Linked DNA regions of Homo sapiens: region 2 is linked to region 1. Evidence: read pairs that join two places in POLR2A ChIA-PET (ENCODE). Cell type or tissue: OCI-LY7. All regions are shown on one strand. Links, peaks and the distances in the headings refer to the core of each region. The heading gives the core; the rest is flanking DNA. Region 1 overlaps MAGI2 (membrane associated guanylate kinase, WW and PDZ domain containing 2). Region 2 overlaps MAGI2 (membrane associated guanylate kinase, WW and PDZ domain containing 2).

What was found. ChIA-PET counts read pairs that join two places held together with the same protein. Peaks named below come from ENCODE experiments on the same cell type or tissue, not always from the same donor. Only the 100,000 strongest peaks of a DNase experiment are listed, where the experiment ranks them.
Region 2: POLR2A ChIA-PET joins it to region 1 with 7 read pairs; 2 of 35 experiments call an interaction of 5 or more read pairs at or near these places.

The regions. Positions count from the first base shown.
Region 1 is chr7:78,301,070-78,310,517 of GRCh38, reverse strand. All of the region lies in intron 9 of MAGI2 (membrane associated guanylate kinase, WW and PDZ domain containing 2), which reads left to right. Among named protein-coding and RNA genes, the nearest start is that of DDX3ILA1, 320 kb to the right of the region's middle. In OCI-LY7, for the core only: no CTCF peak of the experiment used is centred there; a DNase peak (open chromatin) is centred at 4,367; H3K4me3 peaks cover 764 bases; H3K27ac peaks cover 719 bases.
Region 2 is chr7:78,081,466-78,090,913 of GRCh38, reverse strand. All of the region lies in intron 20 of MAGI2 (membrane associated guanylate kinase, WW and PDZ domain containing 2), which reads left to right. Among named protein-coding and RNA genes, the nearest start is that of DDX3ILA1, 96 kb to the right of the region's middle. In OCI-LY7, for the core only: no CTCF peak of the experiment used is centred there; no DNase peak of the experiment used is centred there.

The DNA of each region.
Region 1 (9,448 bases), core at 1,013-9,012:
TAAAAAATCAACTGTATCAATAATTATTAAATAACCGAGAATAGCAGAGCTGATGTACTTTTTAAAAATTATTTTTATTTTTTTGAGCTGGAGTCTCGCTCTATTGCCAGGCTGGAGTGCAGTGACGTGATCTCAGCTCACTGCAACCCCCGCCTGCCGGGTTCAAGTGATTCTCCTGCCTCAGCCTCCCAAGTAGCTGGGACTACAGGTGCGTGCCACCATGCCCAGCTAATTTTTGTATTTTTAGTAGAGACGGGGTTTCACCATGTTGGCCAGGATGATCTCGATCTCTTGACCTCATGATCCTCCCGCCTCTGCCTCTCAAAGTGCTGGGATTACAGTTGTGAGCCACCACGCCTGGCCACTAATGTACTTTTAAAATATATATTGAAAATGTAACTGCATAAAATAAAAAACTTATTTTAATTAGATAAAATTTTAGAAGAATAATTTTTTGCTTTTATGGAAGATTAAGAAAATAAGCAGGAAGGATTATACAAATGCTGCCACAAACCCTAGGTATCATACAAAAGGGCCAATGTTGCTACCACTACTATAATAATGATAACTAACATTTGTTCTCTACATTAAGCTTTACATAGGATTTTTATGTAGAATATTTTATTTTATCTTCTCAATAATTCAATGAAAAGAATATTAATGTCAACCTAATCTATAGAAGAAAGGTCTGAGCCTCACAGAGGTTAAGCAGCTTATCAGAGATCATGCAGCCAGGAAGCCGGAAAGCCAGAACTTGACCTCAGGCTCTTAATTCCAGGTTCTATGCTTTTTCCATTGTGCTATTGAAAGACCTCAATAATTATTTTTTAAAATCTATTTTTTTTTATTTTAGTTTCAGGGGATACACATATAGGTTTGTTACATTGGTATATTGTGTGACACTGACGTTTGGGGTATATGATTCCTTCACCCAAGTAGTGAGCATAGTACCCACTATGCTAGTTTTCAGTCCTTTCCCTCCAGTAGTCCCCAGTATCTATTGTTCCCCTCTTTGCGTCCATGTATACCCAATGCTTAGCTGCCACTTATAAGTGAGAACATACGGTATTTGATTTTCTATTCCTGCCTTAGTTCACTTAGGATAATGCCCTCTAGCTACATCTATGTTGCTGCAAAGGAAATTACGTAATTCTTTTTTATGGCTGCATAGTATTCCATGGTGTATATGTATCATATTTTCTTTATCCAAACCACTGTTGATGGGCATCTAGGTTGATTCCTTGTCTTCGCTATTGTGAATAGTGCCACAGTGAACATACAAATGCATGTGTCTTTTTGGTAGAGCGATTTATTTTCCTTTGGGCATATACCCAGTAATGGGATTGCGGGGTCAAATAGTAGCTCTGTTTTAAGTTATTTGAGACATCTCCAAAATGCCTTCCATGGTAGCTGAACTGATTTACATTCCCACCAACAGTGTGTAAGTATTCCCTTTTCTCCACAGCCTCACCAGCATCTGTTATTTTTTTCCTTTTTAATAATAGTCATTCTGATTAGTGTGAGATGATATCTCATTGTGATTTTGAATAATCATTTTAAACAACTTACTACATTTGAAAAATTGTATAGTAATACGTTACACGTAGTGTACTGTTAATGAATTTTGAGTGAATGAGTGAATTACCAGATAAACTATGTATTATGTCTATCTGATAATTCTAAGCCCCATAGTATAAGTATACTAAAATAACAGCACATAATATGATGAAAACCTGAAGCAGTTTCCTAAGTGACTGATGCCTAACTCAGCTGAATATTGACTTACAAAGGGACTTCAAGTATAGACCTAAGGAGGTTGCTACCTACCTGTCTCTGAGATTCTCGTGGACTTCAGTGTGAATATAGTAATGGAACACCTGAAAAGGAAGGGAGTAATACAGAAGAAAAATGGTAGGCAAAGAAAATGGGGTGTAGAGAAGCAGACTACTGTGCCTCCATCCCTTTCCAGAAAAAAAAAGAAAAAAAAAAAGATGGGTCGGACCTCACCCTGGCCTAGATGCCTTCTCCTTAAAGATTATATGTATTCTCTTGCTCTAAGCCCCTACTAAATAAGAAGCCTTTTAATTTGTTCTTCCAAACACTTCAGTATGCAGAAATAGAACAGAAAAGGGGATACCCCACTCCGAATGACTAAGCTGACAGTCTTGTTGTACATTGGTCTCTCTTCCTAGTGTCTGAGTATCACTGAGTCTGACCATTTCAAGGTGGCCTCAGAGTGTCCAGACAGGCTGAGAACCACCTACCTAAATCACAGAGACTCAACCCAGATGCTGTCTTCTCAAAGAAGTTTTAGCAGCAACAAGGAAGCTCTCCTATATCACATCCCCCATTAGAATGGCACTGGCACTGAATAACATTGACAGTGAATTTCACCATCAACAGGGTAGGGGAAAATGCTGAGTATTAGAAATTCATTGCCCATTATTTAAAGTGAGCTTGGTTCTCTTTGATTCAGCAAATTGATTCCCAATGACCTAACTGGAATTTAAGTCTTTAATTCTCTTATCCAATGCCTCTCAAAATCTGACCCCATTTGAATTGTCCCTTATTATTTCACCTAGCTGCCTCTAGCACCTTGCTTGGGCAGGTAGGTGAAATAATGAGGGCCCCTCTTTTCAAAGACTCCTCTCATCTTTGCTCATTCTAGTCATTCCTGAAACGATTTTTTAGAAGTTTTTATTCTGGAAAATTTTAATCATATATAGAAGTAGAGAAAATAGTACAATTAATTCCCACATACTCAGCACTTAGGTTATCAACTCTTAGCCAGTCTGGAAAGGCATTTTCTCCTCCTCTATGCTTAGATTCATTAAGGTCTACCTCAAATCCTATGTCTGAAATGAAATTTCTCTCTAATTATTGCTGCCTAAACTTGCTCTGTTACCTTCCTGACCTCATCTGGGGCAATATTACTGCTTCATGTTTTGTTATCTGGTAATGTTCTTTCTGTTACAACACTGTAGTATAAGCTCTCTAGGTACACAGGGAAGCTGCATGCATATTTCATATGTAAAACCACATCTAATATAATATGAGTTTCACAATAGGCAATCTATATAATTAAGCCTTATAAGCCACACTATCACTACCTGGCAAAGACATAGTATCCAGAGAACAGTAAAAATATTTGTACTTTTGTACCACAAAGTATCTGCACCTATTTAAATTCATTAGCCAAAAGGTCAGTAACAAGTTTTTAATTGTTCTAATAATTAACTGCATAATTAACAACTTGTATAGCAGTAATAGGAGTGAAAATATGTAAAATACTTTTACAAGGGTAAATAAAATTACCTTTTGTATTACAAAAGTTGTCCTTTGGGCATGAAGTCGTCTAAAATTATAGAACTGACAAAGACGAATTTATGACATGTATGTGTCAATGCTCTCTTCTTTTCTTTAGTATGGGATTAATATTCCGATAGTTCAACTTACGTTGACTAATGATTACAGAAATTATGAAAATGAAACAAAATTTAATTTTCCAGGGTATATTTTGTGCTCTGGAAATAATGGCAATGATGGTTTAACATGTTTAAACCTGAATTGGACATATGCGTCTCTCTGTTCACTTGACTATTTTAAATAGGATTTAAAACTCTTTGATCAAAGTATTCAGAAATTTCTCATTTGTAAGTTACTTGCACTAGCTTTTAATCTGCTGACATTGCATAAACATTATTCTTAAAACCATACCAATGACTTTCAGGACTCAGATGTTAATTAATTCAGGATAGAAATGGCCATTGAGAACATGTGAAATGTGTCAAATGATAGCCCACTCCACTTTCCCAGAACTTCCAACATTTAGAGCATCATTTACTATTTCAGCAAAAGAAGAATACAGTCATTTGGTGCTGAAATTAGTGCATAAAACCATAATTTTATGTCCTGGGGGATCTTCTGCATCATAGCATTTTACTAATAAGCTTCATTAATATCTGGCAGCTTGTCTTTTATTTAAATGACTTGATGACAGTTTCAAAGGCAAGAACACTCTAGATAGCACTTTATTTTATGCACATAGTTGGAATGTGGACAACAAACCAGTGTCAACTAGTGAAGTGATAGCCAAGTTAAAATGGATTTAAATTGAATGAATGAACAATAACTTATCGAAGTGCTGTTATTTTAGATGCCACCCTCTAGGAAAAGTACATCATATAACCCATTTTATACCATCTGACATGCTTTGCTTGAGTTCATCACTCACATAACTGATGACTAGAGGGAGACAAGGGGTTGGATGAGAAAATAAAACAAAATCCAACTTAGATTAGCTCGTCCTTAAAAAGACCTGCCAATTAGCCTTTCAATTAACTAAGAAGAAGCCTTTCAAGTCTTTGATAACAATGAAGTGAAACTACATTAGCACATCCACTTCAGCTCAGTTCAACAAACACAGGTGGTCTTCTCTTTGTTACCACAACAACGACTTGCAATGGGTATTTTCATATTTTCTGATTCAATTTGTCCAAAATGTGAATTTTTTCCTTCCTAATTTGAACAAATGTGAGTTCTCTGAAAGGCCAAGTTATTTAAGGTGAAGGGTGTTCAGCAAAAATTATGCCACATTATTTGTTACCAGCAAGTATTTTTTCCTCCTTGATATGACATTTATTTATAAATGACTAGAAATGTATTGTGGATTTAAAACAATGTTTTAAACTAAAGCTCATAATTGTCTTAGTTTTGAAAAGACTATATTACCAATCAGGTATGCTTAAAGATAGAGAAAAATCCATGGCTGAATTGGAAAGAAAAGGAACAGGCTCTTTCATGTATACAGTTCCTTGGAGAATGCAAAGGGAGTTGCCCTTCTAGAGGATTCCTGAGTCCCCCTTGCATAGGAGGTTGGAGCTCATGGTTACACTGCTAGTTGGATAAGGGGTTTCAAATTCTGAGATGGTGACCAACTTCTAAGGATCTTGAGTTACTTTGCATATTACCATAGAACACAGTAGCAATCTGTATTGAGTATGGTAAATCTTAAAGCAACTCATTGCCTTAAACAGATAGTCATTTATTTCATTATTTACTGAGCACCTGGCACATATGATTAGGCACCAGGCTACACTGGCACTCTACCCTGAGGAGGCAAGTAGACACGCTCGCTGTCTCACGGAGCTTTTGGTTGAGCAGCAACGACAGTACAGAGTTATCTCCATACAAAGGGGGCACAAATGACATTTAGCTGAGAGCCAACCAAGCGAGGTTTCATTAAAGCAGTAGCATTGGAGTGTCCTGAAGGGTAGGCTTTTTGAAAGACAGAGCTGCATTCCAGATGGAGAAAATCAGACAAGAAAGGCAAAACACGTGGGGCATGTTAAGGGGTTCCGAATAGTGAAGTCTGTCTATAGTGCATGACAATTCATTGAGTCCCCACTAGAACAAGGCTCAGTTCTGAATTCTCAGGATAAAGTTGTTCTTGTTTTCAAAAGAAATAAAAAAGACACTGCCCTTATGCAGCCAACATTCTGGTGTAAAGATGTCAGCAATAAAAACCAAATCAATCTATAATATAATGGCAGGTGGTAGAAGTGCTACTCCATTCCACACACACTGGTCTCCTGACTGCTCTTGGAACCATCAAACATGACCTTGCCACAGGCCTTTGCACTTGTTCCCTCCACCTGAGATACTTTTTGAGATATTCACGAGGCTCACTTTCCTCACTCTTTAAGATCTCTGTTCAAATAGCCTCCTATCAGGGAAGCTTTCATTATTAAAGTAGCAACCACTACTCTTCCCCCAATACGTCTTATCCCCCTTCCTGGCTTTGATTTTTCACCACAGGAGCTACTATCATCTGGCATGCTATTTAATTTGTTTGCTTATTGTTTCTTTCTCAAGTGGAAAGTAAGCACCATGAAACAAAGGGATGTTTGCCTATTTTGTTTACTGCTATATTCTCAGCATCAGGACAGTACCTAGAACATTCAAGAAATATTGGTGCTATGAAGAAATAAGATAAAAATGAAAGTAGGGTTAAGGTGATTAAGCAAATCATGTGTTGCTCTTTTCCAGGGAGACTGGGAAAGGTCTTTCTAAACAGGTAACATCTGAATAAAAACCTAAGTAAAAGGAAAGAGCAAGCCACACAACTATCAGAGGAAAGAGCTTTCCAGGCAGAGAGAACAGGAGAGGAAAAGGTAGGAGCATCCTTGGCTGGAGTGGCAAGAGCTAAGGAGAGTGATAGGAGATTATGTCAGAAAGATAGCATGAGCCCTGTTAAGGATGTGGACTTTATTCTGAGTGAGCTGGAAAGCTGTGGAGTTGTAGGATGCACTGCAGGAGAACAGAAACAGAAAGGAAGGCAATAGTCCAAGTACTTTAGATTGGTATGAGAGCAATGAAAGTGTAAGAGTCAGGATAGTTTTTGAAGGTAAAATTGACAATATTTGCTAATGGAATAGATGGATGTGCTAAGAAGGAGATTTCAGGGAGGAAAGTAAGAATTTAAGGCAGAACAACTGTATAATGACATTGCCATCAACTGAATTGGGAAAGACTATGAAAGGAATAGCTTGGTGGGGAGTGGGGGAGTAGGAATTAAGAGTTTTGGAGATGATAAAATTTTAAATGCCTATTCAATATCTAAGTGAAGATAGTGAGTAGGCAGCGAGATTTTTAGTCTGAATTGTGAGAGAAAGGTCAAAGCTAGAAATATAAGTCTGGAACTCATCAGTGTATAGATGGTATTTAAAACCATGGGAGTAGATGAGATCACCAAGGGAATTAGTGTTAATTAGAATAAACCCCTAACATTTGCATAGTGCATTCCCATTTACCAAGCACTTATATAGTGACTGGAAAATTGTGGGAGTGAAGATTGAAAATCTAAGTTGGGCTTGAAAAAGGAAAGTGAACGAAGACTAAAGGTAATAGGAGAGGATGCTGACTGCACAGTGCTTTACAAGTGATTAGATTTGGAGAAAAAGGTTGTTAAAGACAGTTCCAACGCTTTCATTTGGAACTATAAAAATGTGGGGTGGGAGGGAGCATGCAGAGAGATGATGATAACTATTATTTTGAGCATGGTAAGTTTCTGGTGCTTTAAAGATATCCAGATGATTCAGGAGGAGGAGGGAGCTTTTTTTTTTTTTTTTTTTTTTTTTGGAGACAGTTTTGCTCTTGTTGCCCAGGCTGGAATACAATGGCGCAATCTTGGCTCACTGCAACCTTCACCTCCCAGGTTCGAGAGATTCTCCTGTCTCAACTTCCTGAGTAGCTGGGATTACAGATGCCTGCCACCATGCCTGGCTGATTTACTGTATTTTTAGTAGAGACGGGGTTTCACCATGTTGGCCAGGCTGGTCTCGAACTCTTGACTTCAGATGATCCACCCACCTTGGCCTCCCAAAGTGCTGGGACTACAGGCATGAGCCACCGTGTCTGGCCGTGGGGAGCTCTTTAGCAAGGCCAAGCCCTATTCATTCTTCAAAACTCAGTTCAAATATCACTTCTGCCAATAAATCTTTCCCCTCCCTGCCTCCTGGTTTGAGTTAGGGTTGTTTCTATCTTGCCATAGCTTCCATCACATACTTAGGATTGCCTCTTTACCTGTTCATATCCCACTTGGTTCCTGAAGGAATAGATGGATGTGCTAAGAGGGAGATTTCAAAGAGGAAAGTAAGAATTTAAGGCAGAACAACTGTGTAATGACGTTGCCATCAGCTGAATTGGGGAAGACTATGAAAGGAATAGCTTGGTGGGGAATGGGGGAGTAGGAATTAAGAGTTTTAGAGATGATAAAATTTTAAATGCCTATTCGATATCACTGAGTTCCTTAAAGGGCCTTTTGCCTTTCATGTCTAGGGCCTCAGCACCAGGGGCAGTGCCTGAAATGTATTAGGCACTCAATAAATGGGAGTGGATGGATGGATGGCAGCCATAAGATCCCAGATGAAGCTGTTTATATTCGTTTGTAATAAAGTAAACCAGGTGGTTTGTGAAACACAGAAGCAGAATAGAGAAAGCAGAGAGTGAAATTAAAGGTCATATTTCAACTACAACTTGATCTCAGATGGGACCTGTTCTATATAAAGTATGTTTTAGGTCACCTGCCCACCAGATTGAGATCCAAATTTGAAATATTCACCACACTGACAGACCCGGTGACCACGTTATATTCCCTAGATGTTTGGGGATGAAATTAAGCATTAAAAACTGCTCTTTGAATTTTTTTTCTCTATTGTAAAGATGGGACCAAGGCATTTATATGGAACTTTTCCATAGTCTACTGAGTTTGGCATATGACTGAATAAGAATGTGAAAGGAATTTGAAATGGTACAAATAGGAAGAAATAGCTAAGTCATTTAATATTTAATGTAATTCAATAACTTATTGAGCTTCTACTTTGTTTCAGGCACTAATTTTATGCTATAAATACAATAATGATCAAAATATAAATGTTCTCCCTGATGGGGTTTACAGTCTAGTAAATGTAATAATCACTAACATTTGGCTAGCACTCTATGTGCCAGACCCTGTGCTCAGGGCTCTACGTGCATTAGATCATTTAGTCCTCATGATAACCCTTTCAATAGGCATGCTGTTATCACCCCCATTTTATAGATTGGGAGGCTGAGGAACAAGAGGTTTGAATAACTTACTGAAAGTCACTCAGCCTGAGAACAATGAGGCCATGACTGGAATTCACATAGTCTGGCTCTGGAACCCCTGATCTTAAGCACATACTCTATATGTACAAGCATAGAAAAATGAATTGCAATTTTTGAATGTAGTACAAAGCTGCTGAGATTGGTATTGGATGCAAATGCCAGGAAGCTAGCATAAGACTTCAGAGGACAAAACAAAAAAAGAAAAGTTTCCAATCATCAGTCAAATATGAGAATGAATAAGAAACAAAGAGACAGACAAAAACCAGACTGAAGTGTGAAGGATATGTTTCATGTGAATCATTTCAAATTATGTCTGGGGCAGAAATTTCCTGCATTCCAAAGGGAAAGCATTAGAGAAATCATCGTGCACTGTAAGTCTTTAAGTGGTTCTTGTGTCGCCTGAGTCTCGCATGCCTGGTTCCACCAAATACTTGATGGATTCACAGCACATTGTTCCTCTGGGGAACATGTTTGTACTCCAAGTGTCTTAAGAGCGTTTGTGTCAGAGACATTTTGTTGGGGATGTAACTGTGATATGGAAGGGTTTTTTTTCTGAAATTTACTGATCTTTCTTGAAAGTTTTATATTTCTTGCATTGGCTTCTTTTCTGACTCCGGGTCACTAGCTCCAGATTTTTCTCATGTAGTGCTTTTATGTCTGGCATCTTAAAGCTGTAGAAGCCAAAACCATTCCATAGTCTAGGGATGTTTGTTCTAAATTAGCACCCATGGAAGCATGACATGGTCATTAAATGCTTGGTCCCTGGAATGACAGTGATTGGGTTTGACCCCTAGTTCCACCA
Region 2 (9,448 bases), core at 798-8,797, 220 kb after region 1:
CAGTGCTTCTCACAGGACTGGTAAATGCAAAAATCAGTCTGTCTGCTTTCAGCCAGTTATGCCAACAAAGGCATGGTTATTTCAGAAAGAAAAGAGATGCTTCCACCTTGTGGCTGTGTCTTCCTCAGCTGGTTGCTGGCACAGGCTTGCTGTTTGTAAGCTTGCCTCTCCTTGCAAGTAGAAGATTGTGTTGTTTTTACCTCAATACATTTTTTTTGCCTTCTTCATATTATAACAAATATTAGGGACCTTTGTTAAGACTTTGTTCTCTCAGAATTCAAGGTTGCCTTTGGCCAAAGTGAAGTAGATAGCATTTACTTATTCATTTAAGAAATATTTATGAAGCTCTTATCTTGTGCCAGGCACCTCAGTTGACAGTAGGAAAACCATAGTGAGCAAGGCACAGGCTGCCTCAAAGCCCCCCTCCAGTCTCCCATACACCCTCACCTCCCCCAAAGACTCTCCCTCTGCCATTAATCATTTGTGCCCTACACAGTAATCAATTTGTCCCCACTGCAAGGTTTTATCATCTATTATTTTCAAGGCAATGCACCAGCTACTACTAGAAGATACAAAGATACACTCCCTCTTTCCAAGAGTTTATAATTGAGTAGGTTCAGAAATGGTAGTGGGGAAAATAAATACACAGATACCTAGACTAACAGGCAGTGTGACTGTAAGTGCTATAAGAGAGGCATAGCTGTAAGAGCAGTGGACACACAGAGAAGGGAGGATAAATTTCCCCTGGAGTGACCAGCAATGGCTTCTTGGAGGATTTGAGCAGAGCCTTGAAGAATGGGCATGATTAGGAGATGGGATTGAAGGATCCAGGGAGAATGACAAAAATAACAAGGAAGGCTGAGGACAGCAGCAAAAATGCCGAGGAAGGAAGAGTGGAGGAAGTACAAGTGGGCCAGACTAAACACAAGAGAAGGGTGGTGATAAGCCAGAAGGTCACAGGGACAAGGTCCTAAAGGATTTACACCTCATGTCAAGGAGTTTGGATTCTGTTCAAGAAGCATGGGGCAGGAGGGGAGGTGTTTGAGGAGGAGTGAGGCAAAATCAGAGATGCTCTTTGAAATATAATTATGGCAACCATATGGATGGAAAGAAGAGGGGAAAGAGAGGAACAGCCAATGTAGAATGGCAGCAAGAGAAATGGGAAATGAGAGGCAGCTGCTGGAGACAGGGTACATGTAGAACTGACGGGACTTGGAAACTGACCAGAGGCAAAGGTAACTCTGACATCTTAGGCAATTTTAAAAAGAGCATTCAACTCAGTAACCCTGACGCCACTCCTCTTTCTATAATGGTATAGAGGCGACACATGTTAAAGTAAAATATTAAAACAAATAAAGGTTTCCAAAAAGTTTCTCCAATAGGATTTGAGCTAGACTGCCATTTGATTTTTGTCTTGTTCTTGAATTATTGCTTAAAGCCTTCGTCTGGCATATTTGGCATATTTGATGTTTTAAAATCAATTCCATCCCACACCTACCCCACCCCAGTGCTTGTTCTTCCTTTATTCTACCTTCTCCCCCAGATTTATTCTACTTGCTTCTCTGCCCTACTCTGGGGGAATGATGGCTATGTCTGTATCACCCAAACACTCTTGCCTTCTGGCTTCCTATTGGATTTGGCCAATGAGAAGCATCAGCAGGAGATCAGAGGGCAGAAAGAGAGAAAGTACATTAGTTCTCTATTCCTGCTGTAATAAATGACCACAAACAACACTAATCGATTGTCTTACAGTTCTGGAGTCAGAAGTCTGAAATCGGTTTGTTTCACTGGGTTAAAATCAAAGTACCATGTCAGCAGGGCTGGTTCCATTTGGAGACTCTGGGGTAGGAACCCATTTCGTTTCCTTTTCCAGCTTCTAGAAACTCCTTGGCTTATATTTCCTTCCTCCATCTTCAAAGCCAGCAGCTTAGCACCTTCTGTCCTCTCTGACCTCTGCTTCTGTCTTGCATTTCTCTCTCAGACTTTGACCTTTGTGATTATATTAGGCCCACCCAAACAATCCTGGATAATCGTCCCATCTCAAGATCCTTAAGGTAAGCACATCTGCAAAATCCTTTTTGCCATGTAAGGGAACATAACACAGCTTCCAGGGACTAGGAGGTGGACATCTGGGGATGGGGGACTTTATTCTGTCTGCCACAGAGAGGTTGGGGTATTTCTTACCCTTTGCTCCTGCCTTGGTGCTGTGGGCCTGGCAGCATTCCTTCCCGCTACAGCTCCAGCTGTAGACAGGCAGCCTCTCTTTCATGGCGCCAGCTCTCACTCAGCCCCTGTAACTTCTTTTCCTCCCTGATGTCTTTCAGACTAGAGGTGGTAACAGCACTCACCATATTTATCCTTCATTGCCTCAACAGCCCTCTTTGATTGCATTAACCCTGCCCATTCTTCGAAAACAGTCCCATCATTAAATTATCTTCAAAATCCCAGCTAACCAATGTCCCCGCCACCCATCTTGGTGTACCTTTTCATGCTCATTCATGCTGTTAACTTGTCAGGTCTAGGACTGGTGCACACACAGTCTGAGAGAGAGATGTAAAGACAGAAGCAGAGGTCAGAGAGGAGAGAAGGTGCTAAAAAGTTGAAATGTAAATGCAATATGCAAGACAGTTAGCTTCAGGAAAACAAGGAATTGTTACCATGAGTCAGTATAGAAGTCATTGCACAAAGCCGAATGCTTATCCAGAAAATAAATGTATCTGATTAGATAAGTATACATAATAATAATCCCGCATTTTCTCTCAATTACATCCAAGGAAGAGAAATAACACTCATACAGAGTTCACAATAGAAAGTTTCCTCTTTGATTTCCTTTTTGTTTATTTTTCAGTCAACTAGGGAAACTGACTTCATGACCTAATATAAGTGATTTCTGAGAACTGGATAAGCTAGCTGAGCTGCCAGTGATAGCTTTCTATTCTTAGGCCGATAATTTTAAGATATTGCCCCAGTTTCTTTTCACCTGAGCAGTCAAACTAGCATATGAAAAATGTAATGATGGTAGTTATTTTTCCTTTGTAGAAAATGTTTTGCTCCAACCAGCTTGTCTTTAAAATCTCTTTCTTCACATTCATGTCTGTTGCCACACTTGCAGTTATTTCTCTGTATTAGTTTAGGGTTTGGATTATCTGCCCAACATTCATGAGATTCTTTTCCTAAGAACTTCATCTAAAATCATGGAATACAAAATACCATTCATGTCCTAAAAGAATTTCTATCAGGCAGTGCTTATCAAAAAGAAGAGTTGTTTTTGTTTTGTTTTGTTTTCATTTTTAACCTCTCAATGATATTTCCAGAAAAATATCATTTGCCCCATTTCCCCATTTAATACACCCTCAGAAGCTCAACCGCTTCTCTCCCAGGTTCATTATGAAAAATTTATTACTTTTTTTATCTCTTCTACCGTTATTATGATAATTATAATGATCTATTGTTAATTGTAACTACTATGATTAATAATAGATTACATTTGTATATTTAGAGATTACAATGCACTTCCCATATATTATTTGATCATGATCAAACCTGGTTGACATATATTATGAAACCAAATTAGAATTTTATTATAAACCTTGTTTACATTTGGTTTAAACTCTAAGGAGCATACAGCCAAAAAGATAATTTCTGAAAAATGCCTTTTTTCAAACATTCATCCATCTGTTGAACAGATATATGTGGTTATTTCCCATGTGACAGAGTTCCTGTCCTTGGAGAGCTTACAATATTATTGGCAAAGGTCAATACTTCTAAAGAAATGCACAGAAAAGGCACCCAACCCAGACTGCTGGGATCATAAAAGGCTGTCTGGATGATATCATCCCTGAAGTTTGGTTCCTAAAAGATAAGTAGGATTTCCCTTTTTGAAGTGGGGAGAAGGAGGACTCAGATTCTAGCAAAAAGAACAGCACAGAGAAAGGCACCAAAAAGGAAACATGCCAAATACCTTAGAAAGGTAGGAAGGGCCAGACGCAGTAGCTCACGCCTGTAATCGTAGCACTTTGGGAGGCTAAAAATGGGTGGATCACTTGAGCTCAGTAACTCAAGACCAGCCTGGGCAACATGGCGAAACCCCGTCTTTACCAAAAATATAAAAATTAGTCAGACATAGTAGTGCACGCCTGTGGTCCCAGCTACTTGGGGGGCTGAGGCAGGAGGATTGCTTGAACCTGGGAGGTCAATGTTGCAGCGAGCCGAGGTCACGCCACTACACTCCAGCTTGGGTGACAAAGTGAGACCCTATCTCAAAAAAAAAAATAATAATAATAATGGGAAGTGATCACCCAGAGAGCATGCATAGAGCTAGGGGAGGGGAAAACTTAAAAGAATTAAACATAAACCCCAGTTAAGAGCCCTAGAAGAGACCGGGTGCGGTGCCTTACACCTGTAATCCCAGCACTTTGGGAGGCCAAGGCAGGTAGATCATCTTAGGTCAGGAATTCAAGACCAGCCTGGCCAACATGGTAAAACCCTCTCTACTGAAAATACAAAAAATTAGCCAAGCGTGGTGGAGTGCGCCTGTAATCCCAGCTACTCGGGAGGCTGAGGCAGGATAATCACTCAAACCTAGGAAGTGGAGGTTGCACTGGGCCAAGATCGTGCCACTGCACTCCAGCCTGGGCAACAGAGTGAAACTCCATCTCAAAAAAAAAAAAAACATTAAAAATTAAAAAAAAAAAGAGCCCTAGAAGAGTAAGGAGATTTAGAAAGAAGCTATCTAATAAAATTCTCTGTATGAGATTAATATCAGTAACAGTTGACAAGGAAAAAGGAAGGAATCAGTGAAGAAGATACCAGATCATAATTTAGAGCTCAACTACTTCCACAGTAGGGATACTGTGTCATCTTCCAATTTTACTTATATTTTCACATTTTAATTTAGAGGATTTTTGTAAATAGAAATGGAGGCTCCGGAAGGGAGAGCTCCCCCTAAATCTTTGCTAAAGCCAGCTCCCCGTTATGAATGTCCAGACAAGGCCACACTCCCACCATAGGATACTGTGCTCAAGTCAAAGGCCGGATATTTTCTGAGCTGTGACTACATCTTTTCTAAACACAAATAATAACAACACCAAAGAAGGCGTACCACCTGCATCAAGTGGTGAATTCTCAGAATCCTGCAGCAGCCTTTCACTTCCAATAGCAGCTTTTTCCCCTCACCTTTGTGACCCTCCTAAGCAGGTTATGTGCTTAGGCAGAACCTTGATGAAGGATTCTTCTCTCTTCTGTGCATCCATAAGGGTCATTTCACACTTCTGCTTGGATGAAGTTTCTCAAGAGATGCTGGGACTTTTTTGGGTTTGATTTTGTTTTGTTTGTGTGTGTGTGTGTGTGTGTGTGTGTGTGTGGGAGTTTTATTATTTTGTTTTGTTTTAGAGATAAGTCCTCACACTTGTTCCCCAGGCTGGAATACAGAGGTGCAATCATGGCTCACTGCAGCCTCGAACTCCTGGGCTCAAGTGATCCTCCCACCTCAGCCTCCTGAGTAGCTAGGCATGCACCACCACACCTGGCAAATGTTTTTTATTTTTTGTAGAGATGCGGGTTTTGCCATGTGTTTCAGGCTAGTCTTGAATTCCTGGACTCAAGCAGTCCTCCCACTTCAGCCTTCCAAAGAACTGAGATTATAGGCATGAGCCAACATGCCCAGCCTGTTTTCTGTTTAAGTGATTACTGTCTAAAACATAGCATAAAGAGAGTCTCAGACAGTTTTCAATACATAAATGAATTGAAGCAAATAAAATTCACAGTTCTGGTGCTCTCAAACATGTGTTTCAGTTTCCAATTGGATTAGAAGTTTTCTCTCTGGAAAAACCTGCTAATTTTATGGGCTCCTGTGCCTTGCTGAGGCAACTGAGCCTAACAGTTTATAACAAAAGCCAGGCCCTGTAATAGGCACTTGGAACCCATCTAATTCAATCGCGATCTAATGAAAGAAATGGGAAGGTTAATGAAAACATTCAGTGTAACCCCTTGAAAAATATTCTTCCTGTAATGGTTATTAAATAATATTGAACAAAGTTAATCATGAAAACAGCCAGTAGATATTAAAGATCACCATCAAGTTGGAAATCAGCCTGTCCTTTGTTCCATCAGGGCCATTAGGGCACAGGCATCCCAGCGTCAGAGCACCCATAACAATGACTGCAGCAGCAAAGACCCTAATTCTGACTTTTCCTTTTCCTGGAACTTCATTATTTCATTCAGACTCAGCCTCCATTCCTCTTACTCTCAATCCTAGCATTTGTTTCCTATAACTTTACCTGTCACTACCAATGTATGTAGGTCACCAGTACTGAAGCCTCATTTGGTCTCCTGTAAGTACCATTGAAATTGTCATGATTTGGATGGAACTGCGTAAGGCAGTATTTCAAGAAAGCTTGAGGTATGCTGAGGTGCCCTAAAGCTTAACTTACACGGCATGCAAATGAAGACGTTTACTATCGCTGAAAGGCAAACCAAACATTCATTGACTCAACTGTGATTAACCGAGGGCCTACTTCTCAGGAACTGTGGCAGGTATAGATGACACAGAGACAATAGGTGTGTTCCCTGTCCATGAGGGGTCTAGTGTCAGTGGGAGAAACCAGCCTATAAGGGAGGAACGATGATGGCATTAGCCTGTGACCTCAGATCATTAGCCACAAAAATCGTCCATAGCTAAGTCCATCATGAAATAAGGAATAGAGATTATTCATGATTTATTGGTATAGTATTCCAAAGAAGCTCAATTCCTCATACCTAGTTATAATCTGGGATCACTTTAGTCATATATGATCATGCAAAATAGGCTCTTAGGATGCAATGGTAACATGAGGGCAATTAACTGATTACAACCAGGTAAGCACGTTTGTAACGATGTCCAAGCAACCCTTTGAGCTGGGACTGCCATGACTCATGGCTAAAGTAAATCCAGGATTTAATCTAATTCTTATAAATATTTCATTGAGACAAGCCAAATACTTTATATATGACTTGGCTACAAAAATGCATACAGTACAGAGTTTAAATTTTTTCTTCCAACCTGAACTATTAACAACATAAGGAATTATGAGATGTTTGCCTTCTCCTGCCTTGGCCTTCCATAGGCAAAAAAAGAAAAAGTTTTTTACCTGGAAAGCCCCAAGCAAGTTCAAAGATTTGGTGTTTTGTTAAAGAAAAATCCGCTATGATGTATGAGCAGAAATGTGTGAGTAGGAATGCAGAACTTACTAGGCGGGGACCTAGACACAGCAGTTATCCCGCTCCGCCTTGTCCCTGTGACATTACTCTAAGGTTGTTAGTTGCCCCAAGGGGACCACAGATAAAAGTATTTCTTCCATAGGAAAAAAATGAGTGCTTAGAATTCCTCTTAAGTCCTTTGATCAGTTTCCTAAATTTGGCATTTCCTTGACCCACATAATGCAGTGCACACAGAGACTCCTGAATTACCTTTATCTGGTTTTAGTATCTCTGTCTCTCTCTCTGTCTCTCTCTCTCTCTCTCTCTCTCTCTCTCTCTCTCTCTCTCTCCCCCCCTCCCTCCCTCCCCCGCCCCCCCACCATCTCCTTCTCCCTCTCCCTCTCCCTCTCAACTGGAACTCGATATTTTAAAAATACTCTAAGAATGAGTGGAGATCTTAGAAGTTTCATTTTAGTAACATAGCTCAGTTGAAGATAGCTCTGTGGCAGAGAGAGTATAGAAAGAGACTACATCAGAGTCACAGTTGGTCTTTTTCTTCATTTCTAAAAGGGCTGCGAATTTTCTATTGGTTTTAAAAAATTAATTCTCCCGATTGTGATAGCGGAAAGTGACACTCTTTTGTCACACACTGGCCACTGCACTGAAGTCAGATGAGGTCGGAAAGTAGGAAAGTAACAAGAGAACCCCTTGCCCCACCTCCTGCTGTCCCCCGATAAGTCGATCTTCTTATATATCCAGATGACAGTGAAAGAGATCACATCCCAAATTTATTTAGGGAGTTCCAGTTAAAATTATTATACAGAATACTGATATTGGAATGAAAATGAAAATTCAACCCTTTCACAGTTCATACTGTTCCAAAGAGAGATGGAAGTCTTGAAGCCAGGTCTGGACTGAGTCTGTTGCCATTGAAACCAGGTCCCCGTGAGTCAGCCCACTTTTAAAATAATGCCCAGAGTGCTTTGCAACGGTCAGAGTCTATGTCAGCAGCAGCATTTTCGTTCCATTACCTAACCACCACCAGCCCCTAGAAATGTTTTTTCCTCGATTTAGTAAGATCTTGAACTATTCCCAAACTTCCGTTGCTCCAAAATGAGGCAGAAAATCAGTAGACACAACCCTCACCACCCAATGGCACTGATACCCTGGAATGGGGAAAGGGCATAGGAGAGATTCAGCATGTATCAGAGCCTCTCCCTCTGAGGGGACCCTACATGGAAAGCCGAAATTATGGAAATCTGCCAGGTGAAGAGGTCAGCCCAGGCTCCTGGGAACCCGATAAAAATAATGTCCCTGACTTCCCGGAGCCTCATTCCTGAGGCCCCCACAGAGGGGACTTCAGCTCAGCCCTTACGCAGCCCCTAAACCCCTCTGCTTCTCCTCCTCCCCCGTAGCTTTCAAACCACCGCTTCTCTCCTCCAGGCTAATGCCTTCTCCTTTAAGTCTCATAAGTTCCTTGTAGGGAAAAGGGAAAATAAACACACAAGTGAATGAAAACTTCAAATTTTCTAAGTCTTGCTAAACTCAAGTATGGGACCAGAGTCAAAAGACGGGACTATTTCTATCACAATACAAGATCCCTTTTGCCCTCCACATGGTTTTTGGTTAAAATGTCAGTCTCAGGACACAAGTAACCACAAGGCGGCAGTGGCTGTCAAGATTCGATTTGGGGTTCGAGGGGGTTTATACCTCCCTCTCCCATGGGTTCAAGATAACCCATGTGGAAGTACTTCACTCATTCACCAATATATTCAGTGCACCTCATCCAGACACACAGTTAAAAGAGACCCAGACTCTGTGTCATTGTCCTCATCATCTCCTTCCCCACAGCCTCCTAATGTCTCACTTGGATAGACCATGTGACAACACCGCAACTCAACTCCCTTCCTCAGTCTTCCAGCTTTCTCTTCTTCCACTTTCCATAGTGAGGTCACAGGGAGATTTCTAACCACCACTCAGCTTCCCCGGTCAGGTTACCCCATGCTTAACTTTTTAGTGCCTTGCCATTGCCTTTAAAATAAAACCTAAACTCCTGAACAGTATAATAAACTACTGACAGTTTCCCAAATATACCATTCCCTCAAACTTTGCAGCCTTTACATATGCTACTCTCTCTGCCTAGAATGCTTTCCTCTTTGCCTAGGGAACTCCTACTGGCACTTCAAAACTCAACCGATATGTCACCACCTCCTGGCAGCTCTCCCTGACTACCCACCACCCCCACTTTCTGGGTTAGATGTCTGTTCTTTCT